Linked DNA regions of Mus musculus: regions 1, 2, 3, 5, 6 and 7 are each linked to region 4. A link is a loop called in an ENCODE intact Hi-C map of the cell type or tissue named here. Cell type or tissue: heart. All regions are shown on one strand. Region 1 has its middle 44 kb from the start of Arl4c. Region 2 overlaps Spp2 (secreted phosphoprotein 2). Region 3 overlaps Gm28888 (a long non-coding RNA gene). Region 4 overlaps Gm19589 (predicted gene, 19589). Region 5 has its middle 66 kb from the start of Gm41912. Region 6 overlaps Gm29538 (predicted gene 29538). Region 7 has its middle 88 kb from the start of Gm34331.

Region 1 (4,000 bases), 96 kb before region 4:
TCCCACTCTGCCAATGAGAAACTCTACAGCTAGCATGGATTTTGCTGTTATCGTTTTTTGGCTTTTCTTTATTGTAGTTGTTTTCCCCAGTTAATTTAAACATACTATGTCAAGAAATATTGCCCCAAACCTTCCTGTCAGGAGTGTTTAAGTTATTATTATTATTAACTGGGTTTGAGGACAGGACATTTCACATTGTCTCCCCGGCCACACAGTACTTAGAAGCTCAGTGCTTCCCTCTCTGCACAGGTGCCATGAGTGTCTTTGATGTGTAAGAATACACACATGCCTGATACCCACAGGTGCATACATCCAAACTCAAAAATGCTGTTGTTAACAATATGTGGGCTTCACACTTATAAAATAGTTCATATTGCTTTGAGATATAATATATATTTCTGGTAAAAAAAAATACCTTCTCCTCCTAACTTTGTAAGTAATAGTGGCATTTGTCCCTCGGTGCTGAAATGTGGCTGTTTGTGCAACTCCTCAATCAGCACAAATGGATCCTTAGTCACTCATGGCTCTTCTATGTCTTGCCGGCTCCCGCTAAATCACTAGAAGAGAAAGGGAGAAAAATTGTAGTAAAATATATAAGAACCCATAATAAGGGTTGTTTATTGTTTTGTCAGAATTCAAACAACCCCTTGAAGCTATGATACTAGCAAGCGAATGTGAGGAGTGCGGGGTAGGAGGAAGAGCCCCTGTGCTCAGCCAAACACAGGTAGAACATTCAGTAGTCGCTCATTGTGGGTGTGGACGCGGAGGATTCAGGGGGTGCCAAGTTAGAGTTTGAGATTCGTGTTAGAGTGTTTTTAGTTACTGAAAATCTTTCTTTTGTACTATAAATTCCTAACAGTGCAAAACAAACAAACAAACAAAACCCCCCAAAACAAAAACCAAACAACAACAACAACAACAACAAAAATCCTCAATCACCCACAAGCCAAACTCATCTATTTCCAAAAGTCTCCCCTCATCTACTGGGGTTCCAGTGCAGATGACCAAGCCTTTCTCATCTTTTGAGTTTTTCTGATCCAGCTCAAAAGTTACTATGCTAAGTAGGGCATTCTATGGGTCTCTCTCTCTCTTTTTTTTTAACCAGTTTGTATGGTAAGCATGAGATTACCTTTTGTTTGTTGGCATACTGTCTTATTTGCCCAAATCTTTTCTCTCTAGATTGGATTTATGCCATATGGGTGGGATATGTGTGTGTGTGTGTGTGTGTGTGTGTGTGTGTGTGTGTGTGTGATATATATACATCAGAGAGCATCAGAACTCATTGCAGATGGTTGTGAGCCACCATGTGGTTAGGTTGCTGGGAATTAAACTCAGGACCTTCGGGAGAGCAGTCAGTGCTCTTAACCACTGAGCCATCTCTTCAGCCCTCAATATTATAGTTTTGATACTGGTCCCAGTACCACACTGAAGTCTTGGCTAGCCTGCAACTCACTATGTAGACCAGGCTAGCCTTGAATTGACAAAGGCCCACCTGCCTCTTCCTTCTTCTGAGTGCTGGGATGGAAGGTGTGTATCATTCTACCTGGATTACTTCTTCTCAAAGCATTACCTACTTATGGTATTCACAAAGTGCTGTAAATGGTGGGTGTCTAGAAGAGAGGGACTTGGGGAAAGTCAGGCAAATGAACTCCTGGCTTGCTATAAGCCAGGTAGCCAGAAAAGGCGGCCTTGATTGCTGAGGTAGATGCTCCACTTCCTTTTGCCCTTGAAGGCTACTAGAGAAAATTCTGTTGGTCTAGGTGTCATATGGACAAGGGAGACCTGAACTCTCTGCAGCTCCCAAATTGTCAGGAGAGGAGACAGCCTAGACCTCCCAGCTCATGACAGAGGCTAAGTCCAAGCATGCTTCCCAAACATTGCTGTTCAAGGTCTGATCAGCTAATGCTGTCAGGCAGAAGGTAGGGTGGGGGTGGGGAGGGACAAGGACACTCCACACTGTCCTTACTCCCTGTGGCATGTAACCTTCCTGAGCCAGAGTCTTACTAGGGGCTGCCGGGCATCTGGAGGATGTGGGGGAGCATTCAGCTTCTCGTCCAGCTCCCCTCTTCTTTGTCCAGAAATAGGCACACAATGAGGAAATCGCCTGATTCCAAATGGCAACTGTCCCAGAAAAGCAGGTGCCCCACATGAGTGCTGCCGTGCACATGCAGTGACAGAACACTTTCCATTCAGGGCTTGGGAGCCTTGCTTGGTTTATAAAAGGCTGCAAGACTCCAAATGGGGGAAGAGAGCCATTGGGAAAATTGCCTTTGTTCTAAAGAAAACCCAAAGGAAGTAGGCGCTGGGCACTCGGTTTTGGAAGGCTGAGCCTGCAAGGCTCCTGAGCCACTGCCTGCTATTCAAGCAGGTGGTCAGAGTGTAGACAAGCCCTTGTTAGAAAGCAGGTTGAGGTGTCTTGGTGAAGACTTGCCTTTTCCTTTATCAGCTGTGGCCCACAGAGAGCCATCAGATGGTCACTGGATGCCACTTCGGGGACATTTGTTATTTTTTTTTCATTGTTGTGACCAAATTAACTGACAAAAAAACAATTTGAAGGAAAGATTTATTTTGACTCACAGCTCAAGATGCACACTCAATCATGGAGGGGTGGAACATGGAGAGGGGCAAGAACTTGCTTCCCTTCTTGTGGGTCAGGAAGCAAAGAAACCCAGGTGTTCATCCAGATTCTTCCGGTTTCCATTCTGTTCAACCTAAGACACTGTCCCAGAGCATGGTGCCTGCTGCACTCAGGGTGGGTCTTCCCTCATCAGTTAATTAAGCCTCTCTGGAGACACCTTTGTAGGCATGCCCAGAGCTTTGTCTCCTTGAGGACTCTAAAGTCTGTCAGGGTGACAGTGAAGATGGGTCATCACAGGCTGGAAGGTACAATGGGCTGTGACCAGAGTCTGTTTCAAGAAGGAAATTCCAAAGACAGATGAACTCAAGTTGAGCAAAACCACCTGTGGTCCTGGATAAGGTGGGCCTGAAACAGAAGACGAAGAAGGGTGGAGGAAGATGAGTGGCCACAACAGTTGGGTGCTGTTGGTCAATCTGGTAGCATAGACAGAGCAGAATTTAAAAGGGCAGAGCTCTCCTCCCCTCCTCCCCTCCTCTCCCTTTCCTTTCCCACTCTCTCCTCCTACTCCCCTCCCTTCCCTTTTTCCTTCCCTTTCCCATCTTCTCTTCTGCCCTGTCCTGTCCTGTCCTCTCCTCTCCTCTCTTCTCCCTCCATCAGAAAGAGTAGAGCCTGGGTGCCCATGGCTCTGGCCGTTCACACTGTGAGGTCTTAGCTTGTTTCTGCCATTCCTGGGGGGACCTGGACCAGCAAAACCACCCATGGGAGCAGAGAGCCTGGGTCAGCCCCAGTCAGGGAATAGCCACAGAGGCAGGCAGCTGGAGTCAAAGACCACAGAACTACTAGTTCCTGTTACCATGGAGAGACCGAGTGCTGGTCTTTGTGCTTCTCCTAAGGTGAATGATATCCTTCAAGGGGAAGCAACAGAATACCCCCTCCTTCTCTCACTCCTTTCCTCTTTCCTTCCTCCCTACAGTCTTCCCTCATCCATTCTTCCCTTCTTTCTCTTGCCCCCTTTCTCTTTCTTCTACACACACACACACACACACACACACACACACACACACACACAGCACTATTCTAGGCAGCTGGGATACAGCTCTCAAGTAAATCTTTGCCCCTGTAGTCTATCATTTGAAAGGAAGACACAAGTACTATTATGGCTGGTTACAATATCAGTGAGTGCCCAGGTAAAAAGCACTTGGTCATCCCAGTGCTGGGAGAACAGAGACAGGGGGATCCCTAGGGCTTGCTGCCCACTTGGCCTTGCCTGATTGGTGAGTTCCGTGGTCAATAAGAGACTCTGACTCAAAAAATAAGGTGGAGAGCAATTGATGAAGACATATACCACCGATTTCTGCTCTCTACATGCACACACAGACACACAGACACACAGACACCCCCCCCACACACACACACAAACAC
Region 2 (4,000 bases), 140 kb after region 4:
ATAGGCACAGTGGTCGATTGCAATGAGTCTTACTCTTTAGCCACTTAATCAATTTTTTTCTTAGTTAAAATCCATAAGCGCACAGAAGGCAGCGGAAGATCCTAGGTACCCTGCTCCCTCACTCCCTGCCTTATTTCCTTGAGAAGCATCTCTTGCTGAACCCAAAGCTCTATAGGCATGTGTGGCCATACCTAGCCTTGGTTTTATTTATTTATTTTTTTAAATAGATGAGATCTAGGGATTCAAACTCAGGTTCCTATGGGCATTGATCAATCCCACCCACTGAGCCGTCTCCCCAGTCCACTAAACTATTCTTGGAACAGTTCTATGTGTACAGAAACACAGGACAGTGTACAAAGTAACCTGTTCTCCCACCAAAGATGTTCTCTGTTATTAGCAGATTGCGCTATTGTGTCAGCATTTTCTCCACCTGATGACCCAGGCTGCTGTGTGGTCAGTCACATCCCACTGCATGGGTGTGTGCCGTCTCATCCATTCTCTGGGGCTTAAGGAGCAAATGGTGTTATGTACCATGTTGTCTGTATCATATGGGAGAGTATTCCTGCCCTAAAAGTCACCATGATGACTTACAAAGAAAGACAACAGGATGCTTGAGTCTGCTTGCTTTTAACAAGATGTTAATATCTATTGTCAATTGGCTGAAAACACTCGAAACATAGTTACTTTGTGAGCCTCCATCCCTAGCATCCTCCTCATGCCTCCTAACATCAATTTCTCATCTGAAATTGGATACTTAGTGATGCTCTAATCTGAAATTGGATACTTAGTGATGCTCTATTCCAAACCAGACAATGAGAGAGCAGTAAAGGAAGGGAAAGATCTTTATTGCAGAGTGGAGATTATAAAAAGGAAAAAGACACCATTCTCCATGCCTTTCTTCATTTCAGCTTCTGCTTCTCTTTCTTTCATGAAATCTATTCAAGAGAGAAGGAAGGGCAGGTTAGATCACCATAGTATGCATCTGCACCCTGAGAAGGAAGGGCAGGTTAGACCACCACAGTGTGCATTAGCATCCCTGTGCTGGAGGCTCAGCCTGGGATGCTTGGGCACTGCTCAGAAAGTGATCTAAATGCTACAGGAGATTTGAACAGCTCCACATTGAGCAGCCTGCTTTGGACCAAAGACAGGATGAGAAACACCACAGGTAGATGAGGTAGCCTGATCAGGGGACAGAGACACAGCCACAGAATAGGAACTCATGTCTCAAAACAGGGAAGACCAGAGAAACTCCTTGCAGGGGCTCTAGCCAGGCATCAGTCTGTGAATGAGAGACAGAGGGGCCAATCAAAGCAGTGGCTGGCCAGAGGCTGTGACAGTCTGAGGAGATAGGGCTAGAGACCAAATTTCCACAAATCTATCCGCTCAGCCACCCATCAGTTAATCTGTGCAGTAAGCAAGAGTGTGTGGAACATTTAAGGAGGGTTGTAAAGATTAAAAAAAAAAAAAAAAGACACGATATTGACTTCCCCAAATATTTAAAGTCATAAGCCAGTGGAGAAGATGAATGTCGCCCTACTACGCACTGTAAATGAGATTCTAGATGCCTGACTACAGAGACAAGGGGGAATCAGCCCCTGAAAAGGGCAGTGCAGAGTGAGGTGCACTCAGGTGAACTGGACCGGACCTGGGGATGAACGTGAGACCCAGGATCTAGTGGGGATTGCACACTGTGTGAGACATCCATGTGAGGCAGAGGCAGAGGAAGGCAGGATGTCAATAAGGGGTGCAGACAGAGACCACACTGGGGTGGGGGGCTGCCCATATGCCATAGTCCTCAGGACCTCAGACTTCATTCTTCAGGTTAATAGGGTTCCCTGGAACTTGTATTAAGGGGACTTAGTGACTGAGTCTTTGAGGGCAACAAGAACTGCCAGGAAGAGTTGGGACACATTCAGCTAGAAAGGAAGAGGAGCCAAGAACATGGAGAGGGGCAAGGAAGGAAGGAAGCCTGAACTGATGTCTGTGGCATGCTAGTCACAGCCATGAGGGAGACAGGTGGGTCTCTAAGGAAGAACTTTGGTTTAAGCTTGGAGTGGAGTAGTCAGTGGAAGTGGGTGGCATGCTGTTGCATACTAAGTTCAACCTGGAGGGATGGATCGGATCGACCCCAGGCAAGCACATCAAAGCATAACCACTGCAAATCCTGGGAAGTCACTGTATGTGGTAGAGCATTGGTAAGAGATGCAGAGCAGGCAGGAATGAGAGCCAGGGGAAAGTGGAGAATGGGGTGTGGTCAGGTTTTGCCTCTGGGGCCCCCGTGCAGGTCCCCCACTCTTTTTGTGGAGTCTCGCTCCTTCTGTAGGTAAGCATGTTCTGGAGATCATAACAAGAAATTCTCACCAGTGAGTCTGAAACATGAACAATGAAATCACTCCCCAAAGGCCAACGTGCCTCAGGTGTTAGGGAACAGTGCCCCCACCTGGTTGGTGGTGGTAAGTACATGGCTCACACAGAGCTGTGGCTGGCTACTTGGCAAGAGTACATATAGTGCCACTCAGCACATGGCAAATGTATCTCAAGCATTGAAGTTTCGTATACAGATGTATCACAAGAAGAAAACAGACGCGTGGGAAGCAGGCATAAGAAGATAAATTCAAATCCCAACACTACCTCTATGAGCAGGGCCTCTCTGACCTCCTTGCTTCCCTTCTCTAAGAAACAAATGATTTAATACAATACAATACAATATGATACGGCATGGTATGGTATGATATGAAATGATATGATATGATATGATATGATATGATATGATATGGTATGGCAGGGATATGATATGGTATGGCAGGGATATGATATGATATGATATGTATGGTATGATATGATATGGTATGATATAATATGGTATGGTATGGTATGATATCATATGGCAGGTATATGATATGATATGGCAGGTATATGATATGATATGATACGATACAGTGTGATATAGTATGGTAGGGTATGCTATAATATGCTATGGTATGATATGGTATGATATGATATGATATGATATGGTATGGTAATGTGTGATACAATACAATAGGATATGATATGATGTGATGTGATTGACACAAGACAGTGGGTGCAAAGGCAATAAGCATATTTGTGAGTCATGCTCTCTCTAGGTGCAGAGAGGACATTTGATCAACAGTGGCTGAAGGAATCAACAGTGGCTGTGGAAAAATCGGGGCACTCATCTTTTTGTCATTGACTTATGGGCCAAAACCACCATCAGACCCGCCTCTGACACTGCTCTTAGGCACAAGCTAACAATCCCAATGCCAGCCACAGAGAAGCATAAAGGAAAACACCCCAGCTCAGATTCTTTCGGCCAGTCCATAATTGCCAAGACAGAACTGTCCTAACTACAAAGATAAAGAAGCAGACCCTTTGCAACACGGGAATTGGACCTTGGTTTTCCAAACTATGTATTTTAGAATCCCACCAACAACATCACGACTCTTTTACTAAGTACTAGATTTTACTCTCTACTCTAGTATTAAATCATTTCTGGCAACCTTAGAGAAGACTGGAATGGTATTTACTAGATTATAGACACACTTGCTCAGTTTCTAGTTTAATCCAGGGACTAAGGCAGGCTCATGATAAAACAGAGAAAATGGGATTCACATTTTTAGAATAGCAAGCTCACTAAGACCAACCATCCACCCATCCTACCCTGATTATTTAATGAAATCAATAGGGATATTTTTATAAGTAACCTTATATAGACATTCGGGATATCTTCACTAGTCATTGAACTAAAACAATAAGGATAACCAGTAAGACATCTGCAAAGAATCCATGGCTCAATGGGAAGAAAAAGAAACAAATAAAAAACCAAACCCACCAAACAAAAACATCCCAAATAGCCTTGCAGGTGCTGAGCCTCGATCTCAGGGTTGGATTTCTGTCAGAGTCAGTGGTGCAGGTTTAGAAAGAGATCAGCAGAGCCTGGAGCACACTGGGGCTGCCTCCTCAGTAGAACAAGAGTATGGCC
Region 3 (4,000 bases), 76 kb after region 4:
TCCCCATTCCAGGAAGGAGAAAAATAAGGAATGAGGTCACTGTAACCCACTAGTCTGGGCTTCATTAGCCCTGGAACTGAAGCAGTTGTTTCTTCGGACCAGCTGGGCTCTGATGTAAATATCACACACCATCTCACCATAGCACACTTCTACCTCCACCCCTCTCACCACCCCCCACTCCACAAGCTAGCCTCACTGCCCCCTACCCCCAAGCCCTGCCACTCCTGGTAGAAGTGTGGCCAAGTGTGGCTAGCCTTTGTGAGCAGGGTCTTAGAGCTAGAGACCTGGCTTTAGACACTGGGTCCATGGCCCTTTATCCCTGTGTGACTCTTTTGCCCCACGTGGTGGCACCTGCCAACCAGTGATCCCAACACTTGGGAGGCAAAGGCAAGCAGATCTCCATGAGTTCAAGGTCATTCTGGTCAGCCTGGACGACACTGTGAAACCCTATCTCAAAACCAACCCCCCTCATTACTGTGCAACGCTAGAAAAGCTCTGATATCTCTAAGTTCAGAAAGATCAACACATGGATTTCAACAGGACAGTCGGGGTTCTTGACCATTTCTGTATGGGCTGCTGCCTGGGCGGAGCATTGTGCTCCTGGAGTTTGTTAGCAGGACCTTAAGGAGAAACAAAATCTTCACAGATGTGATCACATGACTGATAGGGAAGCCAGGCTAGACCTGGGGTCGGCTTTAATCCAGTAGGCAAGAGTCCGTATAATGAGATGGAAAGAGACACAGAGAGGGAGGGAGGCTGTGTGATGATGAGGATGGAGAGCAGAGCCACAAGAGGTCAATTTACTATACACCCTTACTTAGCACAGTGCCTGGTACAAAGGATGCTAGCAGACAGGCATGGATCTGCATGTCCTGTAGGTGCCAATATAAACGGTTGTGCAGCGAAGAAGTATACTAAAACATGTCTGAAATATATTTTTAAAAAATTTAGGGGCCAAAGAGATAGCTGAGCAGTTAAAGTGCCTGCTGCATGGACATGGGAACTAGAATTCAGGTCCTGGGGAAACCCACTTAACCGCTAGTCAGGCACAGTGGCCCTCCTGGAATTCCAGGCATAGAAGGAGAAGGTTGGAGTATCCCCAAAACAAGCAGGCTAGCAATATCTGTGTGCTCTGGGTTTGATTAAGAGACCCTGCCTTGACAAACATAGAGAAGAGCATTGATTCCTAACATCAGTGTCAATCTCGGGTCTCCACATACACAGGTGCATATCTACCCATCAACACATGAAGAAAACATACCTACACATACATACGCACCACACACATAAACATGAGAATAGAAAAAAACAAAAAGAAGACTTCAACAGGAAAACATCTACAAGAATATGGTATTAAAATGTACTAAGTTATAAGGGTAGCACAATATCTAAATAATCATACACCTATATGATAGAACTATGTGCAATAATTTTAAAATGTTTGTCAAGGTTTTAGTAATACTCAATTAAGACACCATTTCAATGTCAAGAGTAATGATAGGTAATTCTAAGTTTTGTTTTTTCTTTCCTGTGTGTCTGTCTGTATGTCTGTATGTTTGTATGTGTGTATACATATACATTATACATATACATACCTGAGCAAGTATATAAATATATATATATGTGTGTATATATATATGTATGTATATATATATGTATATATATATATATATGAAGAAAAGTCTACCTTTTAAAAAATCAATTCAAGAAACAAAATACATGATATGTAAATGTAACTCCTTACCCCCTCTTTTTTACTGCAGCATAGATTTTACAAATGAGTGCTGTGTGTTCTTGTGTCTGAGAAAGTACTTACAAAAATGAATAACTTAGGACCAAGCTCATACTTGCATCCTGAAGGATTCTCCCTTTTGGCTTGGAACAGCATGATGTCTTACAGGGAGCTATCTTTCTGTGACTTTATTGTCTGAGGCTCCGCTTGGCTTGCAGATCTGAGACAGGCGAGCTCCGTCCACCGGTAAGCATGGTTTCATGCCTGAGGGGCAACCATTTGCCATATGAGGCACTAAGTTGGAAAGAAATTTAAACGGAGGTTTGTAGAACTTGAAGCAGCTGTGGTCATACAATTTAATATGCTGGAGAGAGCAGAGTTTCTCTATAGTAAAAGCAGGTGGTATCAGAACAGAGCTCTGGTGGAAGGCAGTTAACCATTCCATGATAAATATACCCAGATGGCCTTCAGACAACAGCCCCAGCTCAACTTCATGTGACACCAGCACCAGCCCTGATACAGGGCTGATACATGGCCATCTGGAAAATGCATCCTTCAGTCCCAATAGGCCTACCTTTGTAGGCGTATTGCATTTCCTCTAGCCCACTGACAGCAAAGGTCACCAAAGCATGCAATGCCACTTCTGTTTATAACCTTAACCAGGCCTCACGATTTCTAGAGTGGTATCTAGAGCGTGGTTTTCAGCCTTCCTAATGCTTCAGTCCTTTAACACAACTCCTCATGTTGTAGGAACCGATGTTGTGGATAGCCCTGAGGCTAATTATATTTGATGGTAATTCCATTCTTTTGTGAGTGGTTGAGAACAAAGAATGAGTCTGCACTCAGGTGATTTCCTGTAAACCTGCTTCCCACCTTAATCTGTAAAATGAAGGAGAGCTGATGATTGGGCAGATAAAGGGAGGTGGAGCAGAAGGTGGAGAGAGAAGAAGGAGAAAATGGAAGAGGGAGAGGATGCAGAGGAGGAGGAGGAAGAAGAAGAAGAAAAGCGGAGCAGAAGCACAGGGCCTGGAGAAACTGCAAGTTCTAAGGGGTCTCATAGATGTGGAAGATGGTAGTGTAGCGGTAGATCTGCCCAATCTAGGCACACAGCATGTAATCATATTAACTGTGTGGTGTTTTCATTGCCTGGGCATATCTGGGATGGAAAGATTTACCACAACAGACCCCCAACCATAAAATGATTTTTTTTGTTGCTACTTCTTAACTGTAATCTTGCTACTGTTATTTTTAAAAAAGATTTATCTATCTATCTATCTATCTATTTATTTATTTATTTATTTATTTATGTGAGTACACTGTAGCTGTACAGATGGTTATGAACCTTCATGTGGTTGTTGGGTATTGATTTTTTTTTTTAGGACCTCTGCTCACTCTGGTTCACTCTGGCTCATCCTGCTTGCTCAGTCCCTTCTAGCTCTGGCCCAAAGAGTTATTTATTATTATAAATAAGTACACTGTAACTGACTTCAGATGCACCAGAAGAGGGTGTTAGGTCTCATTACAGGTGGTTGTGAGCCACCATGTGGTTGCTGGGATTTGAACTCAGGACCTTCGGAAGAGCAGTCAGTGCTCTTACCCGCTGAGTCATCTCGCCAGCCCCTTTCTACTGTTATGAATCATGACATTAATATCTGTACTTTCCGATGGTCTTTTAGGGGTAGAGACTCACAGGTTGAGGACTACTGATCTAGATAAAGCTAGGCAGAGTGTAAGGTTGTAACTAGCAACCACCATATTGTGAGAAGCAGCCTGTGGGTGAACAGAGGCAACGTAGAGCAAAATCACAGCCTCGGCTCAATTTCATGTGATGCCAGCACCAGCGTTGTATCCATGAAACAGGCCATCTAGAAAATGGATCCTTCAGCCCCAGTCAGACCCCCCAGATGACACAACATAGTCTGCACATAGCAAGGTACTTAGCCAGGCATAGCACGCCTGTAATCTCAGGACTCCAGAAACTGAGGAAAGAGGATCATAAGTTCAAGGCCAGTCTAGACTACTCAGTGAGACCAAGTCTCAACAACCAAGTGGTGCAGGAGAAAGACTGAGCCTAAATACTTCAACAATATTCCATTAAAAATTTAAAAACATTTTTTTAAAACAAGAAAAATGAAGGTTTCTTTATCTTAGAATTTTGAAAGCTGAATGTGCAAGCATGATGATGGCATTCACCTCCTGTCCATATTCTAGAAGGTAGATGGTGGCTAGTGGTGGGGACATCTTGTGACAGGGTGATTACCTGGAAGA
Region 4 (4,000 bases):
GTTGGCATGGGATGCTTCATCGGGGTCTTTTCCTCCCCTTCCTTCTCCTCTCCCTGATTCCTCTACAGAATCTCCTGGATGAGGTATTTTACAGTATGTACAGGTTGTCATCTGCTCTCGCAGATTTTTCCACTCCTAATTTTGTCACAAGGTTCCCTGAAAGCTGCCAAATGTCAGCAATTAAGCCTCTAACCAAACCCTGGCTAGATGAGTATGGGTTCCCATTGTCCTGGCCATGCATTTCCTATCTCTGGTTGTAACCTTGTCCTTTTCAGGACCTACTGAGAGCCTTCCAGTGGGTTCTATGAGGACCCTGGCTCTTCTGCAACCTCTCTTCCTTCAGAGGAGGACAGCAACTTCTGTTTAATGCATAGTAAAACTTGCTGAAGGTGTTACTGACTCCAAGTACTCTGGGATAAATTAAAGTTCAGTAAAATGCAGCGAGGTCTTCTATCTTGCTGGCTAGTGTCCTCCACCTCCTTCTTGTGCCCGTGTAGAGCTGTGTGGGAGACACCTGTATCCTGTAAAGGCTGCTTCTCTCAGAGGACCACATCGAGCAGCCCAAGTACCTTGGAGCTCCCTGTTCTCACCAGTGTCCTGGAGTGCTGTCCTTAGCCCAGCTCCCCTTCCTGCTAAAATGTCTGGTTATATTACTGAATGGCAGAGGCCTGGCTTCAGAGATGGTTTCCACCACCACTGGTGTGAGGTGAGAGGAGACAGAATCTCGAGTGATCACAGGGCACAAAGAGATACCTGTCCAAGACACCTTTACCCACTGGTCCAACTCACCTAGAGTAAACATAATAGATGTAAACATGGCTCCTGGGCATCCCTGCACAGATCTGTAATCAGTCATAATACCGTAACTCAGGTTGGCTGGGCTCTGAGCTCCGAAGCTACGCCATATCTCTTCTGTTCATCAGTGCTATCTATAAGGGGTGCTTACCCCAGCAGGTGAAAGCAAATGGCTATCAATGGGGCCTATAGGGAGGAAAGAGTTCTTGCAAGGGATAGATGCTGGACCAGAGCCAAGAACAGCGATGGCTTTAAGACATCATTGGATAAAGTCAGGCTGGGTCTCAGGTCCTGCAGCTGAGTGAGATCATGACTCTGATGGCATGAGGACCCGAAAAGCCTGTCAGAGCAGGGGAATAGAGTAGGATTGCCAGGCCCCAGGGCCAGTGGGTACTATTGTTCACTATTTCTAGATGGTTGAGATGAGCTCTTCTCTTTGCAGTTGAGGACTCTGTAACCTTCCTCATTGTGTATCCAGAGGGTCCAGACTTTCCTAGGGAGCTCTCGGCTCACAACACGATAGCCATGCCACAGGTGTTACTTACTGCTGCGTGGCTATTCTGGCTTTACTCTAATGCTCATGGACTGAAGTATGAGAAGTCCTGCCTAGGAAGGCACAGAGCACAAGCCACACAATGGTTCAGAGAGGCTGTGGCCAGAGTCAGCCTAAAAGCCCAGAGGTCCCATGAGACAGAAGTCTTGGGCTGGGCATGTGGGGAAAATGAATACAGAAGACCAAACTAGAGCCAGATAGCAGGCAGTAGGTGCTGGGACCTAGGCTGAGAGACCGAATGGACATCTATCCCAGGAGAATCTTGGGTTCAAGTGTAAGTTAGCTAGGGAATGTCATGACGAGGGCCTTCCCCTAAAGCTGAGGGCTCTGAGAGCTCTTTCAACACTGGCCACAAGGAAGGCCTTGTCACCATGGTCCAAAGACCAAAGTACTGGACATGGAACCAGTGAATTCCTGGCCCAGGGATCCAGGATCATCTTTTATTTTATTTTTTTTATTTTATTTTATTTTATTTTATTTTATTTTATTTTATTTCAGAGTTCAAACAGTTGGCCACACTGGGTCAGGTACTGGATCTAGCAAGTGTGCACAGTAAACAGGCCCCAAATCCCTACTAGTAAACGTGTCGGGCAAGGACAGTGGCCTTGTTCATGAAAGAGGAAGATGAAAGATGTCTTGGGAGGTGAGAGTTTGGGCAAAGCCAGGGTACATTGTTGAGAACCACACTCTCTAAGAGGACAGTGTAAAGGAAAACCAGTCCTGTGTAGCTACAGATCCCTGGAGAGCTTGTACACTGATCATGTATAATTGTTGCATGTAACCCCTGCAGCAACAGTGGCCAGGGTGTTCTGTTCCATTGTCCAATGGACAGACATGTTAAACAGTAGGCAGAAGCCTGTCCTGCCCCACAGCGCCCTCTTCTGGCCATATGGGAACAGCCTGTTCTCAGGCTCAGTGGTCAGACGTGGGGACTACTCCCAAGTTGGCTGGGTAGAGAGAGACTCTAGGGGAGAAAGCAAGACATGTGTGAGCCTTTGACTTAGAAAGTGAGGCGGAGGGTACTAAGGCAAAGTGAGATAGAAGCTTCTAGCAGATAGATCCTCACCTTGATTGTGTGCGCACACCTGTGTGCAGTACCTTGTCATCTATAGGACAAGAACGACCACTCTGCTCATTCACCTCCTGCAGCAAACGTGGGTTTTGTCAACCTCCCTGACAGGCTAAGCAGCCAACCCAACTGGCAGCCCAGGCTTTGGTGTCCATTCAGGCCTTTCTCAGTCCTGAATTAACTTTTGATTAAAAAGTTTTTATTAAAGTAACATACTTTCTAATCAAATGGAGAATAGGGAAAAATATAGATGCAAAAATAAAAATGAGCCTATCCAGTCTCCAGGATGTGACTCCATTGCCATTTTCATGTGGCTCCTTCCAAACCCTGAGGTAGTATTAGATATTTTACTCTGCAAGTAATATTTTGTTTTCTTCTGTAGCTGGGCATGTGACAGGAAGACTGAATCTCACACACTTTGTTTGATGGCTTTATCATGCACCCCGACCCCCACCTGTCCAGTGGTCATTTCTCAGAGCCTACCCGTTATGAACCATGACATTACAAAAGCTTATATATGAGGCTTAGTGGCTGGGGTGAAGTCCTGGAAGACGGATCACGAGGTGGAAGGGTCTAGGTTTAAGTTACTAGGATGGGACTATCACACCAGGCTATTACATGCTTGCTAGGGATCTGAGCTCAGAGCCTGATTGCATAGCAAGTGCTTTACTCTGGAGCCGTGTCTACAGACGCTGGTGTAGACACGTCACTGTTGTTTTTAATGTGCATCTATTTCATTACCAGAACAGCCGAACATCATGTGCATTTTTCACCGAAGTCTCTGAAGGGCCATTGGATCTGCAGTTCCTTTCCTTACCCATAGAGAACACGGTACCAGAAATACGACCAGAGGACCAATGGGGTCAATGATCACAATAAAGATGAAGGTGGACACCGGCCCACTTGAAAACCAGATCAGCCTTTGAAGAGCATTAGGATTCAATAATGTGCCTATCTCATCCTAGACAAGGTGCTAGAAAGGGCCTGTGGAGAGGTCAGTTGGGGAGCAGGTATTCCCCAGGAAGGGCTCGGTAGCAGAATAGGCTCCTCTGTTGTGCCTATGAACTACCTGTGGTTTTGTCCTGTTGCTGCTAAATGTGCTTGCAGCACATTTATCTTCTATCCGGGTTGGCTTGCCAAACTGATTCACTAAAGGCTATTTGCCTTTTCTCAGCCAGGCTTACAGGGTTTTTCAAAAACTGTTTCAAAGGAGCAAGTGGCAACAGTTGCTGGCATCTTTGATTCCATTGTGCTTAAGGATCTCCGTGGTCCATCCATTGAGCCCTGCACATTGCGAAATTCTCGAGCAGCCCCAGTGTGAGGAAGGAGCCTGGCTTACACAGAGACGATGTCAGTTGCCAAGAACACAAATGGTGTAGGGTCAGGTGGTATGACTCAGGCCAGCACCTCAAAAGCCAGGTCACCCTGAAGTCAAGAGCTGTGACTCAGTGGCTCACATTCCCGAGTCAAGCATTTGGGAAATGAGAGCATTTATTTGGGTTTCTAGCTGCTGTTCCGGAAAGTGTGCTCGAGGTTGCTGATAACGGCTTCTGCAGCAGATTCCAATTTAGGGATGATGAAAA
Region 5 (4,000 bases), 73 kb before region 4:
GCAGTGGGAAGAGGGCAGAGTGGGGGAACGAGGGTTCCCCAGGATGTCAAAAGAACTGATGACAATCTAGCCCAGCTGACCCCCAAGGAGGTGAGAACATTGTCTCAACCCTAACCTCTCCATGACCATAGTATGTCACTGAATGAGGAATTTTTGCAGTTTGTGCAAAGATCAAGGATGAGGACTCCAGCCTTCAAAGTCAAGCATTCTAGCAGCATCTTGCTATCCTTAGGCCTCCCAGCTGTGATGGTTGGTTAATCTAGAATCACCTAGGAAGAAAGTCTCCATGAGGGGTCTCTTAAATCAAGTTGATTTGTTGGCATTTCTGGCAGGATTGTCCTGATTGTGTTAATCGAGTTAGGAGGATTCATCCACTGTGGGTGGCACCATTCCATAGGCAAGCATTCTGGAGCATGTGAGGGTGGAGAGAGAAAGTGAGCTGAGTGTGGTTATCCAAGCATTCATTGTTCTTTGTTACCTTGACTTCCTCAGGATGGTAGTCCACAACCTGTAACTGTGAACTGAAATAAACTCTTCCTTAAAGCTGTCAGGCCATTTTATCATAGCACCACAAAAGGAAACTAAGATATCTGCCTTCCACGTAACAGCCACGTTTGAACCCCAGGCCTTTCCTTCAAGACCTCCCTTGTTCTGACACTTGTGTGAGTGCTGCAGATTTTCCCAGAACCCCCAGGGAAGTGTCTCTAGGGTCAGTTCCAATGATGTTCCTGCTTTGCTACTTTCTGGCTCTCTGCTTTCTTCTTTAAAAAAAGGAGAAGAAGAAGAAGAAGAAGAAGAAGAAGAAGAAGAAGAAGAAGAAGAAGAAGAAGAAGAAGAAGAAGAAGAAGAAGAAGAAGAAGAAGAAGAAGAGAAGAGAAGAGAAGAGAAGAGAAGAGAAGAGAAGAGAAGAGAAGAGAAGAGAAGAGAGAAGAGAAAAAGGAAAGCTTTTTCTAGGCTATGGAAGATGAAACTGAATCAGGAAGCTGTGTCACTTGGTCTGCAGATTACAAGCCCCAGCCAGAGGCAGGGTTCCTACAGACATCTAAGCACTGAGCTGTAGGTGACACACTGACCAGAGGGCAAGCTTGGGGTGCTCTCTCTCTCTCTCTCTCTCTCCGCCTCTCTCTCTCTTTTCTCTGTCTCTCTCTCACACACACACATCCTTAGCAGCTTCTCAGAGCAGGAAGCAGGGTGACATTTCATCTATCGAGTCCTTAGTGAATCTCCACACATGCCCAGTGCTGACATATCCTTCTCTAGATGAAGTCTCATGATCACATACAATGCTGGCAGGAAGTCCATGTTTAACATCTGCAGCTAGAACCCTCTATGAGGAAAGTCACAGTATCATTTTGTCTGGATTTTGGAAAGAAAGGGTCTGTGATAGAGGGTGGGAAGACCCACAGACAACAGATCCAGGACAAGAATAAATGCAGGCTCTTGCTGTGTGACACCCTTATTGCCCTCAAAAGAAAGAAGGAAAGACCCCTCTGGGCCTCTTTGGAGATCCTGCCACGCCATGCTATCTGTTTCTGGTGCTGGGGCCTCAAGTTCCTGCCGTGCTGTGGTTTGAACTCCTTAAGTTCTGTCTTACTAATTCTCCCATCCTCCCAGCCCCTTTGCAATGACCGGCAAGAATGGGTAGATAATCCAAACCATTGTTCACCAGGCACGAGGCTATATATGTTCATTTTTATCCCTATGTGAGCCGGGAGCATCTCTATCCTGTCTTAGAGAGAAGAAATGGTTGCTTTGGGGGAATGCTTGGCCCATGTACAGCCAGGTAGCAGAGAGCAAAGGCGGGGCACCGGTTGTCTGGCTCTAAGTTTGCTGCAATGGAAGTGACTTATTCTGTTCATGAAGGTGTCATCAGTGCAGAGCAGGGTAGGGTCTGCCACCCTGTGTTCTCAGTCCAAACCCACTGGGCACCTGTCCTCTTGCTTAACCACAGTCCACACTGTACATTGAGGCCAGTCTCTAGCCCCGACATCCCCAGAAGGGCGACAGGCGCGGGGCGCAGCGCCGCCTTATGCCCCAGTGCAGGAGGCATTTGGATTTATTTCTCCAGCTGTGGGGTAAATCCAGGGCAGTTTCTTTTCTAGGCTCACTATCAACATGGCCTGCGCCTGTTTCCTCTCTGCAAAACTTCACCTCATTTCTTATTGAGTCCGCACTTCCTTCTTTTGTGTAAGGAGTCCCCCTATTTCCGGTCAAGCCTTATTTTTTTCTTTCCGTCAGTTACTAGTTACTGTTCAAACAAGTGTGAGTTTCCCGCTTCCTTCAGAGCTGAGCCCAACAGCTTCATGGGACACTCCCAGAAGGGGACATCCACAGGGGACAGTGTCTTTGTGGTATTGGTCACTTTTCTTATGAGAAATTATCTCAGGCAGAGAATGAATGTAATGGAGTTCCTTTCACAATCATTTTGAGGACGTTCGTTTTTTAAATTTAAATTATTATTATTTCTTTGGAAATTTCATACATGAGTACACTAGTTTACATCATTTCCCTGCCCCAACTCTCCCTGCAACTTCTCCCCAAGTCTACCCTACACCTTCTATAATTTATAACCTCTCTTTAATTATTATTACTGCATACATTATCTATATTATACACACATATACAACATACTGAGTGCATTTAGTGGTACTCATATGTATATGTGTTTAAGGCTGACTGCTTGGGACTGGATAACCTATCAAGGGATTGCCCCCCTGGTAAAGACTGATTGTCGTCTCGGTAGCCATTGATTGTCTGTAGGTCTTCATCTAGGGGAGGGGCCTTGTGAGATCTCCCTTATCCATGCTGGCATGCAAACTGGTGGTGTCGTTATGCAGGTTTTGTTTAAGTGGCTGTATTATTGAGATTTCATGGGTATAGCTTCTTAGAAAGGTCACTTTAGAATCTAATTTACCTGGGAACCAGAAGGTCTTTTTCCCCCATAGAAACTGAGATAGACTGGGACTGTTTAATGATGGACTGTTTTTAATGAAAAATAAAATAGCAATGCCCTAGATAATTATGCAGTTTTAAAAGCATTCCAGTACACTGAAACACCAGTAGATTTCAGGTATAGAGAGCAGTGACACATGCAGACAGTAAGGGGAACACCTCCTTGTTCTAACCACTCCAGACGTCAAACGCTAAACCTAACTTCTCTTGCTTCTTCTCGAACAAGTGTGCTGACAGCCTGGCTTCCCTGTGTTGCTCCACCAACCCCAGTGAGGACTTGATCAGCCTTGGTATGCCTTTGAATGCATGAGTAAAACCCCACCATAGAACTCACACCCCAGGAATCCTCATTTCTTTCAGTTTCCTCCACAACAGTGGTTCTCGAATTCTCTAATGCTGAGACCCTTTAATATAGTTCCTTGTGTTGTGGTGACCCCCAACTATACAATTACTATTGTTGCTACATCATAACTGTAACTTTACTACTGTGGTGTGTGTGTGTGCGCGCGCGTGCGCGTGCACGTGTGCATGTGCCTGTGCCTGTGACTGTGTCTGTTTTGAGATTGAAGTTTGCCTAGAGGGTGGTGACCCACGGGTTGAGAACTGATGTTCTGCGACCAAGAGAGGATGGCAACCATGGAAACCTAGATGCAGAGTCAGGTACTCACTCGAGACTGGAAAAACTAGATCCAGTCCATTGCACTTCTTTGTCCATTGCCCGTATTGCTGTACAGAGGAAACACACATGAGTCTAGGCTTAGCAGGAGAAAGGACCATTCTCTCAACTCCTAGGCTGAGATACAGTCACGTTTATTTCTGGAATAGTCTCCTCCTGATGGGCATTACTCATGATAGTACTTCTTGTGGCCTTTAAATTCTATGAGAGATTCCATCTTACATTTGAGGAAACTGAGGCAGGGAGCAGGAGTAAGCAGGCCACTCCAGGGAGCTGATGTACAAGTGAGGCCTGAAAACAAAGAAGGATTAAGGGCTCTAAGGATGGTCACTAGGACAGTTGCAATCCCTGGAGATGATCTGTGGTCTGGGC
Region 6 (4,000 bases), 110 kb after region 4:
AGTAACGTTCAAATTCTTTACCCCAAATTATAAGGTCATTCATAATGGAACATGGATGAAAGATTTATATCACTGCTCCCTGTGAGCCGACTTGCTGTCCTCTCCATACTCAGGCAAATTCTAAAGCAGGTCACCTGACCTAAGCTATGCAGCTGCTCAGGGCTCCGAGGGGCCTTGGAAGTAGAAGCTGAGAACATCTGATCTAACAAGTTGCTGAAGAACGAAGAGACAGGGCTCCGATCCCCTACTTCCAAATACAGTGGGACCTGACCCTTGGCTTTAGCTGCCCAGTAATTCCAGACAGCATTGCCACGTGGGTCCATGGCCTTGGAACATGGCCACAGAGAGACATCACTCTGGTTGGTGCCCACAGCTACCAAAGACAAATCAAAGCCATTGCTTGAAGAGCTTGTATAATTGCTTCAGATGTAGGTGAAGGCACAGGTGTGATTTCAAACTGTTCATAAACACAGCTTGTGTATCTAGACCCTACCCTTTCCTTTGGATAAAATAAACACAAGTTCCCTTTCTCAGGCATATATGATACCCACATTTAGATACCCTCTTTCTTCTTAATCTACCAGTTCTTATTCTGTATGTGCTTCATTAGTAGAGAAACTGAAGCCAGAGAGCTTAAGTAACAAGTACACACCAGGAGTTAGTGGAAGGGGCAGGGAAAGAAACTTGGGCTTCCCTGGTACTAAGCCTCAGCAAGTAACCACTGTATGACTAAGGCTCTTTAGAAAGGAAGCAGGTTGGGGGCTGGCTCAGTGGCTAAGTGCACTAGCTGCTTTTCCACAGGACCTGGGTTCAGTTCCCAGCACCCATATGACAACACATGACAATCTGAAATCCCAGTTCCAAAAGAATCCAGTCTGTGATTACTACACACATGGGGTACACAGGCATACATGCAGGCAAATACACATACACACAAAATAGATAAGTCCAATGAGAAAGGAAGCAGGTGTCTCAGGCAGGACTTTATGGAAGCGGAGTTTGAGTCAGAAATTCAGGCCCACATAATGGAGTAACTTTCGGGGACCTAGACTTGAGATGGGATTCCAACCAAAGGAATGTAACTGGGTAATGAATATGGAAAGCGGCTTTCTTGATTAGCTGATATTACGTAAGACTGTCATAGTGAACTGGGAAGAAGTGATTCTCCTGCTGGCCTGGAAGCAACAGCCAGCTGCTGCTGCTGCTGCTGCTCCTGCTCCTGCTCCTGCTCCTGCTCCTCCTTTTCCTTCTTCTTCTTCTCTTCTTCTTCCTCCTCCTCCTCCTTCTTCTTTTTTCATTTTTTTTCATTGGATATTTTCTTTATTTACATTTTAAATGTTATTCCCTTTCCCCATTCCACCCCCACCCCCCACCCCGTGGAAACCCCCTATCCCATCCTCCCTCCCCCTGCTTCTATGAGGGTGTTACTCCACCCACCCACTCCCACCTCCCCACCCTCGGTTCCCCTACACTGGGTCATCTATTGAGCCTTCATAGGACCAAGGACCTCTCCTCCTATTGATGACAAGGCCATCCTCTGCAACGTATGCAGCTGGAGCCATGTGTATGCCTTTGTTGATGGCTTAGTCCCTGGGAGCTCTTAGGGGACTGGTTGGTTGATATTGTTGTTCTTCCGGTGGGGTTGCAAACCTCTTCCAACTCCTTCGGTCCTTTCTCTTTTTTTTTTTTTTTTTTTTCGGTCCTTTCTCTAACTCCTCTATTGGGGACCCCGCGCTCAGTCCAGTGGTTGGCTGCGAGCATCTGGCTCTGTATTTGTACGGCTCTGGCAGGGCCTCTCAGGAGACAGCCATATCAGACTCCTTTCAGCATAACAGCCAGCTTCTTAAGGCCTCTGGAGAGGGTTCCATTGTGGTTAAGGAGGTATGGCATGCTCTTAGGGAGCGCCCTCTGCTGGCAGGAAGCAGTAAAATAGAAACCTCAGCCATTACAGGCACTAGGTCAGTACAGAGCAGGATGAAGGAGAGACAACTAGGGGGCAGGGTCTTCCTCTATCCACCCCTAGATTACAGTTCTGTGAAACCCTGTCTACCCATCCTTCGAAAGCGTAAGGCGACGGCTATGTAGCTTTTAGTCTACCAAGCCTATTAAGTTTGTTATTCTCAAGGGAAAATTAGCACGGGGTGACACCGAACACTGGGTTAGATCTGTGAATCGCGGGCTAATGAACATGTATGTATACTTAAATATATTCCAGAAACCCAAGGGCTATTATTATACCTGTAGGAAAAGGAATTAGAAAACTATTGTCTAGCATGGCACAATGAGTCTGCTGAGAATAACCTGTAATTAACTGCAGCCGAGTTCATTCTGGGATTCCTTACAAGGCTCCCCACACACACCATTTCCAGCCGGCGTGGACACCAGCATTCAGCTCAGAACAAGCTGCAACCACACTTTGGCTCTCTAATTTGTTAATAAAATCATCTATCTCCCATCTCCAATGATTGTGCTACTGTTTTATAGCATAATTATTCTGGCCCTGGATTTTAGTGGTAGGAAACGGCCCATGGCTTTTTTTTTTTGGATTGGTGTTGCATGTTCTATTGTGAGATTGTTAGTTGAGGCCAAGGGGAAGACAGTGGAGGCTTGGGGAAAACCAGTGTTTCAGAGCTCACAGATATCTAGAGGCAAGAGGGAGTGTCTTGAGGCAGACTCACATGGAGAAGCTACCCTAGGAGAATGGGATAAGGGGAAAGCTTGGCCGAAGCCTGCATTCTGACTTCCATGGATAAGGAAGGCAGGGCAGCAGGAAAATGTGTGACTGGCTAGCTGGATCACTGCACCAGCTCTGGACTGGAGGAGTGGCCCCCAGCTGCTCCTGGCACTAGGCTGGATCAGACAGGAATACCGTCCCCAGGTCCTATGTGCAGACAGGGAAGGTCACTCTGGGTGAAGCCGGTACATAGCAGAGATACAGCTGTACTCTGTGTCTTCTTTAAGAATGGGCAAGCCCTGACAGGACCACTGCCTCCCCAGACCCAGCAGAGGAGCATCACCACTTTCACAAACTTGAAAATGGCCTGTTGTTCAAAGGAAACACATTGCAAGCTCCCAGTTCAAACAAAGGTGGGCTGGCTGCATTTTAAATGCCTTCATCTCATTTCTCACTTAAAAAAAAAAATCCATAAAAACGACACTGGAGACAGTGGTCTGTGGTGGAGGTCTGGCCTGGCATGCACAGAGCCCTGGGTTCAACCCCCAGTAACACACACACACACACACACACACACACACACACATTTTAAATAAAATCTATAAAGATAATCAGATGTACATAGCATGAGTCTGAGGTCAGCTTGAAGATAAAATTCCTAAACTGTGTGAGGGAGCTCAGACAAACACACTGTGTCATCTAAAGGTGCAAAACCAAAATTAAATAATTTCGATTCTTTACAATTCCCACCTGCCAGTTAGTTGAGTTTGCTCCCTCCCTCTCCCCTCCCCCTCCCCTCCCCCTCCCCTCCCTCCCTCTCCCCTCCCTCTGTCCTCCCCCCTCCTCCCCCTTCTTTCTTCCTCTCTCCCACTCTGGGAAAAACAAACTAAGAAGCTGGCAAAAGGCAGACAGTTCTCCTGAAGGAGTTAGGTGATAGGTTTGAGCCCAGTACTCTCCCAGCAAGCCGCTGGGAGCCACAGACCTCTGACCACTGGGAGCCACAGACCTCTGGCTGCTGACTGTCACTCCCTGGAGCACAGGGAAGCACAGAGGCTGCTGTGGTCTGGGGTCTCCCCACCCAAGAGCAGAAGGAGTTGAAGGCTGGTAGTCCTACCTGCAGAGGAAGGCACAGCACTCGCTAAAAATTAACATCCTGACCCTCTAGCCAGCTCAGTTAGGGAAAACCAAAGGACTGTTGGAACAGGAAAGGAGCCAAGTTAGTTCTTCAGTAATGAGACGTCATCATTGCCACTGGTGTTGAGTGCCGGCCTACAGCAGGGCTGGTCTTCAGAGCATCCTCAGATGGAATATTACAGAATGGCTTCT
Region 7 (4,000 bases), 630 kb before region 4:
TTATCTCAAACAAACAAACAAACAAACAAAGTAGCAACGGATGTAAGGAAAAGAAAGAAGCAAAGAAACATAGAAAGAAACAAATATTTCTTAGAAGACGATCTAGTTCCTTATTCCCAAGAAGCTGTGGGGCCCAAATCCAGATCTAAGCATCTTGGTGGACCAGAGGCCTCCGATGAGAGGCTGGATTTAAAACACTGCCACCTTATGGCGGAGGGAGGAACTGCACTTGTGGTCTCTGAGTCCGGTGAGTGCCTAGTGGCTATGCTCATGTTTCATGAGTACAATGTGTGCTACTTGGGGTGTTGGGGATCCCATGATTTGTATCCTTTAAAAAGCAGGAAAAGCTGGGAAGAACGTCAAAGGTCTAGTAGATGGGTGGTTCATGGAGGAGCAATGACCCTAGGCAAGCAAGCAGTCATTAACACAGGCAGAGAGGGGACGGGAGAGGCGAGTACTTGGATTCCCACAGTTCAAGCACATCAGCGAGGGACCCAGACTGACACCAGTGCAGAGTCTTCCTTGTCTGATTGGCTGGCAGGTGATCCACCCTTCTGGCTTCCACCAGTGCCCTGGGGCCCCATCACTTTCTGACTGGGAGACTGTTCATAAGCTACTTCCTCAGGCGAATGCTTGCTGTACATTTCTTTGCCGACTTCACCCAGCTCCAGCCTTGAACAGAAGCCCTGATCCCCATAGACCCTGCCTCGGTGGGACTGGTTGACTCTCTTATCTTAGCTGCTGAGAGTCAGGTCCCAAGTAGGAGTGTCTGGGACTTCCTTCCTTTCTTGCTACTTAAAATGTCTTGATTAGATTTTCCAGCCTTATCAGCTGTGAAAGGCAGAGAGACGTCTAGCTGCAGGCAAACCCTGCCGCAGACACCTCCTGCTCAACTCTGCTCTGGAGAGTTCCTGGAAGAAGTGTGTAGCCTCTCAGAGAGGATCTGGTGTTTTAGAGTCTTCTAGGAGAGGAAAATTCAGGTGGCAATATCTTTGAGGGCAGAACAGATTTCTTGATTTAACCTTGCTTTGAAGGCCAACCAAGGTTCCCCGGCTTGAAGGCAGATCTTTCTCCCAGGCTCACCTGCAGTTCATACAGAACTTTCTCGAGGCCCAGCCATGTGGTCACCTGTTGACACTATGGAGCCGTGGATTCAAGGTCACCTAGATACGGTATCTCACAGAACATCTGACCTGGAAAGGTGCTCTCTGTCTTGTCTCTCTTGTCCCTTTAGAGGAGGGGACTCCACACCATTTGGCTGCTGTCACAGGGTGTTCTAGAACACCCTAGAGTCTGCTGACATGACATCCATTTTCTTTTAAGGTTTATTCATTTTATGAGGATGTGTGTGTGTGTGTGTGTGTGTTTGCCCACCTGTATGTTTGCACAGCTTTCCTGCTTAGTACCCAAAGAGGCCAGTAGAGGGAGTCAGGTCCCATGGACCTGGAGTTTTCCGGCAGTTTTGAGCTGCCATGTGGGTGATGGAATTAAACCTAGGTTGTCTGAAAGAAGAGTCAATGTTCTTAACTACTGAGCCCTCTCTCCAGTCCTGTATTCATATTTGAGTGCATTAAGTGGACTATGTGCATGCAGTGCCTGCAAAGGTCAGAAGAGGGCGCCAGATCCCTCTGAGCTGGGGTTAGAAATGTTTGTGACTCACAGTGGAAATCCGCTGGGGTCCTCTCCAAGAGCGCGAAGTAAGTGTTCTTAATCTTTCCAACCCTGCAATCTGCTTTCCACAGCGGGTCACTGCGGTTCTCTTAGTGCAATCTTGACGTCATTTCGGATAGAAATTTTGACAGAGAAATCTGTAAGGGCACTGGCCTTTAGTGGTTCTTCAAGTCTCAGCAATTTCTCACTGAGATAAGATGCAGACCCCTCTTTGAAGCTGACTTTGCTGAGCACTCTTACCCTCCTTCTGGAATGGCATGCTTGGAATGTGATTTCAGCTTATCAGCCTCCTCCCCAGCGGCCAAGGCAGTAGCTAGTCTCCAAGGCGTCCAGAAACCTTCACCTTCTAAGCCTCTATAAAACTGAACTTGCCCATAGCCGCCCCCACCTCTCTTCTAGTCTCAACCTGTTGGCTCTGGATCCCTCCTCCCCTGAGTGACCTCTGGTCTCTTTCAGTGCTGAATGCCCTGGGGGAGGGGAGGGGGAGGGGGAGGGGGAGGGGAGGGGGAGGGGGAGGGTAAGAATCAAAGCCATTCTAGAAACTTCTGTCTTGTACTTTGATGATTTGGAAATTCCATGGTGAAAAAAATATGGACTTCCGCTTTTAATTAATAAAAAAAAAAAAAAAAAAACACCCCTGGGCCAAACTATGGGATTAAGTCAATAATAAGTTCCAAATCCAGGAAGCAGATGTTCCGAGGCCGGTTTATTTATTCAACATGGTGTGACGCTGAGACCTAGCTGCATAAATGCTCTTACAAGACGGGAAATCCTTCCCAAGGAATTTTGTACACAAGAAGCCCCCTTTCCTGTCCCCTTATCTCCAAGGCTCTGCTTTGATGCTTTACCTCATGGCTGACTTGGTTCCCTCTGCAATTCTCGGGTCTCAGTCACCTGACCTTGAGCCAAAGACCCCTTGAGCAAATCTCCCGGACTGTAGGGAGGATAATGAATTACTCCAAATACATTTGCCTCCGCTGCTGCGTTGTCGTTAAGGAGAAATGGTACTTTAGTCTAAGAAAATGACTGTGCACTGAGATACCATTCCACCGTGAACTAGCCCTGGGTAAATTATTTTATCAGCATAATACATAATGATTTTAGAAAGCTTAAGGGATTGGAAGAGAGTCATGGGGCCCCATTCACAGAGCATGCATTTTGGCTTTTGGAGATCTGGATTTACAAAATGAAACGGATTCTCCGGCTGCCTTGGGGGCCAACGCTTTAGTTAATTTAATTTTCTGGATACATAAAGCTAATCCAGAGGTTTGTCTCAGCTCCTTAAACAATCTTAGTTCAATGTGACGGCTGGAAATGTGGCTTCCCTTTCTGAGAAACCATGTGTGGGTAGCCCTGACATGTGAACTGTGTTAGGCTGGATAGAATGGATTGAAGGTTTTATGTGATAGGGCATCTTCCTCGGTGGCCCATAACAGACTCCTTAAACTGCCTTTTACACTAAGGTTGGTGCTGGCTTCTTGTACAAAATAGGCTTGTCCTCTGGCTGTGGTAGGTATGTCACCTGCCCCACAGAGCCTGAGAACTGGGGACTTTCTCTTAGATGTTGTGGAGTACACACAAGATGTCAATTTCTCCCAAGAGCTGAAATTATTGATGTGTTTATAAAAAATATAAAGAGAAGGGAATATGTTCTATGGAAGTGTGATGCAGTATGGAGGGGAAGGGAGTGTCTCTACAGGCCCATACCAAGGCATCCCTCCCCGCTGGGGGACCAGCCACACAAAGGTATAGTATAAAATAGAGTTTATTCAGGGCATGCAGAGGGGAGTTAAGAGGGTAGTAGAGGCAGAGAAAGGCAAAGAGAGAGAGCAGTAGAGGAGAAGAGGCCGGCCATGAGCACGTGGGGTGTGGAGGTGTTGGGGGGGGGAGGGGAGGGAAGCAAAGAAACAAGAGACAACAAGAATGAGAGGAAGAATGGGGCAATCAGCCCCTTTTTTGTGGGTCAGGTCTACCTGGCTAGCCAGGTAACTGTGAGGTGGAGTTTAGACAGAATGCTGTCAATCATGACACTTGAACTTGGGATCTGGGATTGGTCAAGATGGAACTAAGTGGCAGGTCTCATATGGAGGCTTATTAAAAGACAGCGGTACAGATGCTGCCTGGAGGGGGAGGGGAGGGGTGGAGCATAGGGCATGTGCAGGAGGACATGTGACAGGGTCAACAGTGGAAATGTGTCGCCTCTGGGCAGCTAGTGATGACGCGTCTTATTGTTCCAAGTCCCTCAGGGGCTGCCTAGGAAGGTGCCTGATTGCTAACATTGTCGCAGGGTCCTTTTTGGGCTGGCCAAGGAGGTGCCTGATTACTAACA

What was found. Hi-C counts contacts between places; a loop is a spot of excess contacts. Peaks named below come from ENCODE experiments on the same cell type or tissue, not always from the same donor. Only the 100,000 strongest peaks of a DNase experiment are listed, where the experiment ranks them.
Region 1: it touches region 4 in a loop (2.0-fold over the local background); 5 of 42 quality-filtered maps call a loop at or near these places.
Region 2: it touches region 4 in a loop (9-fold over the local background); 7 of 42 quality-filtered maps call a loop at or near these places.
Region 3: it touches region 4 in a loop (2.0-fold over the local background); 8 of 42 quality-filtered maps call a loop at or near these places.
Region 5: a loop joins it to region 4, with 2.1 times the contacts of the local background. A loop is called at or near these places in 4 of 42 quality-filtered maps.
Region 6: a loop joins it to region 4, with 5 times the contacts of the local background. A loop is called at or near these places in 14 of 42 quality-filtered maps.
Region 7: it touches region 4 in a loop (2.0-fold over the local background); 5 of 42 quality-filtered maps call a loop at or near these places.

The regions. Positions count from the first base shown.
Region 1 is chr1:88,656,651-88,660,650 of GRCm38, reverse strand. No RefSeq gene overlaps it. Among named protein-coding and RNA genes, the nearest start is that of Arl4c, 44 kb to the left of the region's middle. In heart, no CTCF peak of the experiment used is centred here; a DNase peak (open chromatin) is centred at 2,140; H3K27ac peaks cover 672 bases.
Region 2 is chr1:88,423,257-88,427,256 of GRCm38, reverse strand. Spp2 (secreted phosphoprotein 2) reads right to left here. Exons shown (of 8, transcript NM_029269.3): 8 at 819-935. Among named protein-coding and RNA genes, the nearest start is that of Spp2, 18 kb to the right of the region's middle. In heart, no CTCF peak of the experiment used is centred here; a DNase peak (open chromatin) is centred at 2,436; H3K27me3 peaks cover 349 bases.
Region 3 is chr1:88,484,826-88,488,825 of GRCm38, reverse strand. The region is part of intron 2 of Gm28888 (a long non-coding RNA gene); the gene reads right to left. Among named protein-coding and RNA genes, the nearest start is that of Glrp1, 23 kb to the left of the region's middle. In heart, no CTCF peak of the experiment used is centred here; a DNase peak (open chromatin) is centred at 2,305; H3K4me3 peaks cover 319 bases; H3K27ac peaks cover 1,503 bases.
Region 4 is chr1:88,560,764-88,564,763 of GRCm38, reverse strand. It overlaps Gm19589 (predicted gene, 19589), which reads right to left. Exons shown (of 6, transcript NR_037971.2): 6 at 2,598-4,000. Among named protein-coding and RNA genes, the nearest start is that of Gm41912, 7.2 kb to the left of the region's middle. In heart, a CTCF peak has its summit at 2,230 (motif pointing left); a DNase peak (open chromatin) is centred at 2,223.
Region 5 is chr1:88,633,982-88,637,981 of GRCm38, reverse strand. No RefSeq gene overlaps it. Among named protein-coding and RNA genes, the nearest start is that of Gm41912, 66 kb to the right of the region's middle. In heart, a CTCF peak has its summit at 2,046; a DNase peak (open chromatin) is centred at 2,131; H3K27ac peaks cover 942 bases.
Region 6 is chr1:88,454,793-88,458,792 of GRCm38, reverse strand. The region is part of intron 1 of Gm29538 (predicted gene 29538); the gene reads left to right. Among named protein-coding and RNA genes, the nearest start is that of Gm28888, 3.4 kb to the left of the region's middle. In heart, a CTCF peak has its summit at 1,922 (motif pointing left); a DNase peak (open chromatin) is centred at 1,882; H3K27ac peaks cover 713 bases.
Region 7 is chr1:89,189,263-89,193,262 of GRCm38, reverse strand. No RefSeq gene overlaps it. Among named protein-coding and RNA genes, the nearest start is that of Gm34331, 88 kb to the right of the region's middle. In heart, CTCF peaks have their summits at 213 (motif pointing left), 1,373 (motif pointing right) and 1,593 (motif pointing right); DNase peaks (open chromatin) are centred at 1,612, 2,052, 2,452 and 3,852; H3K4me3 peaks cover 733 bases; H3K27ac peaks cover 3,610 bases.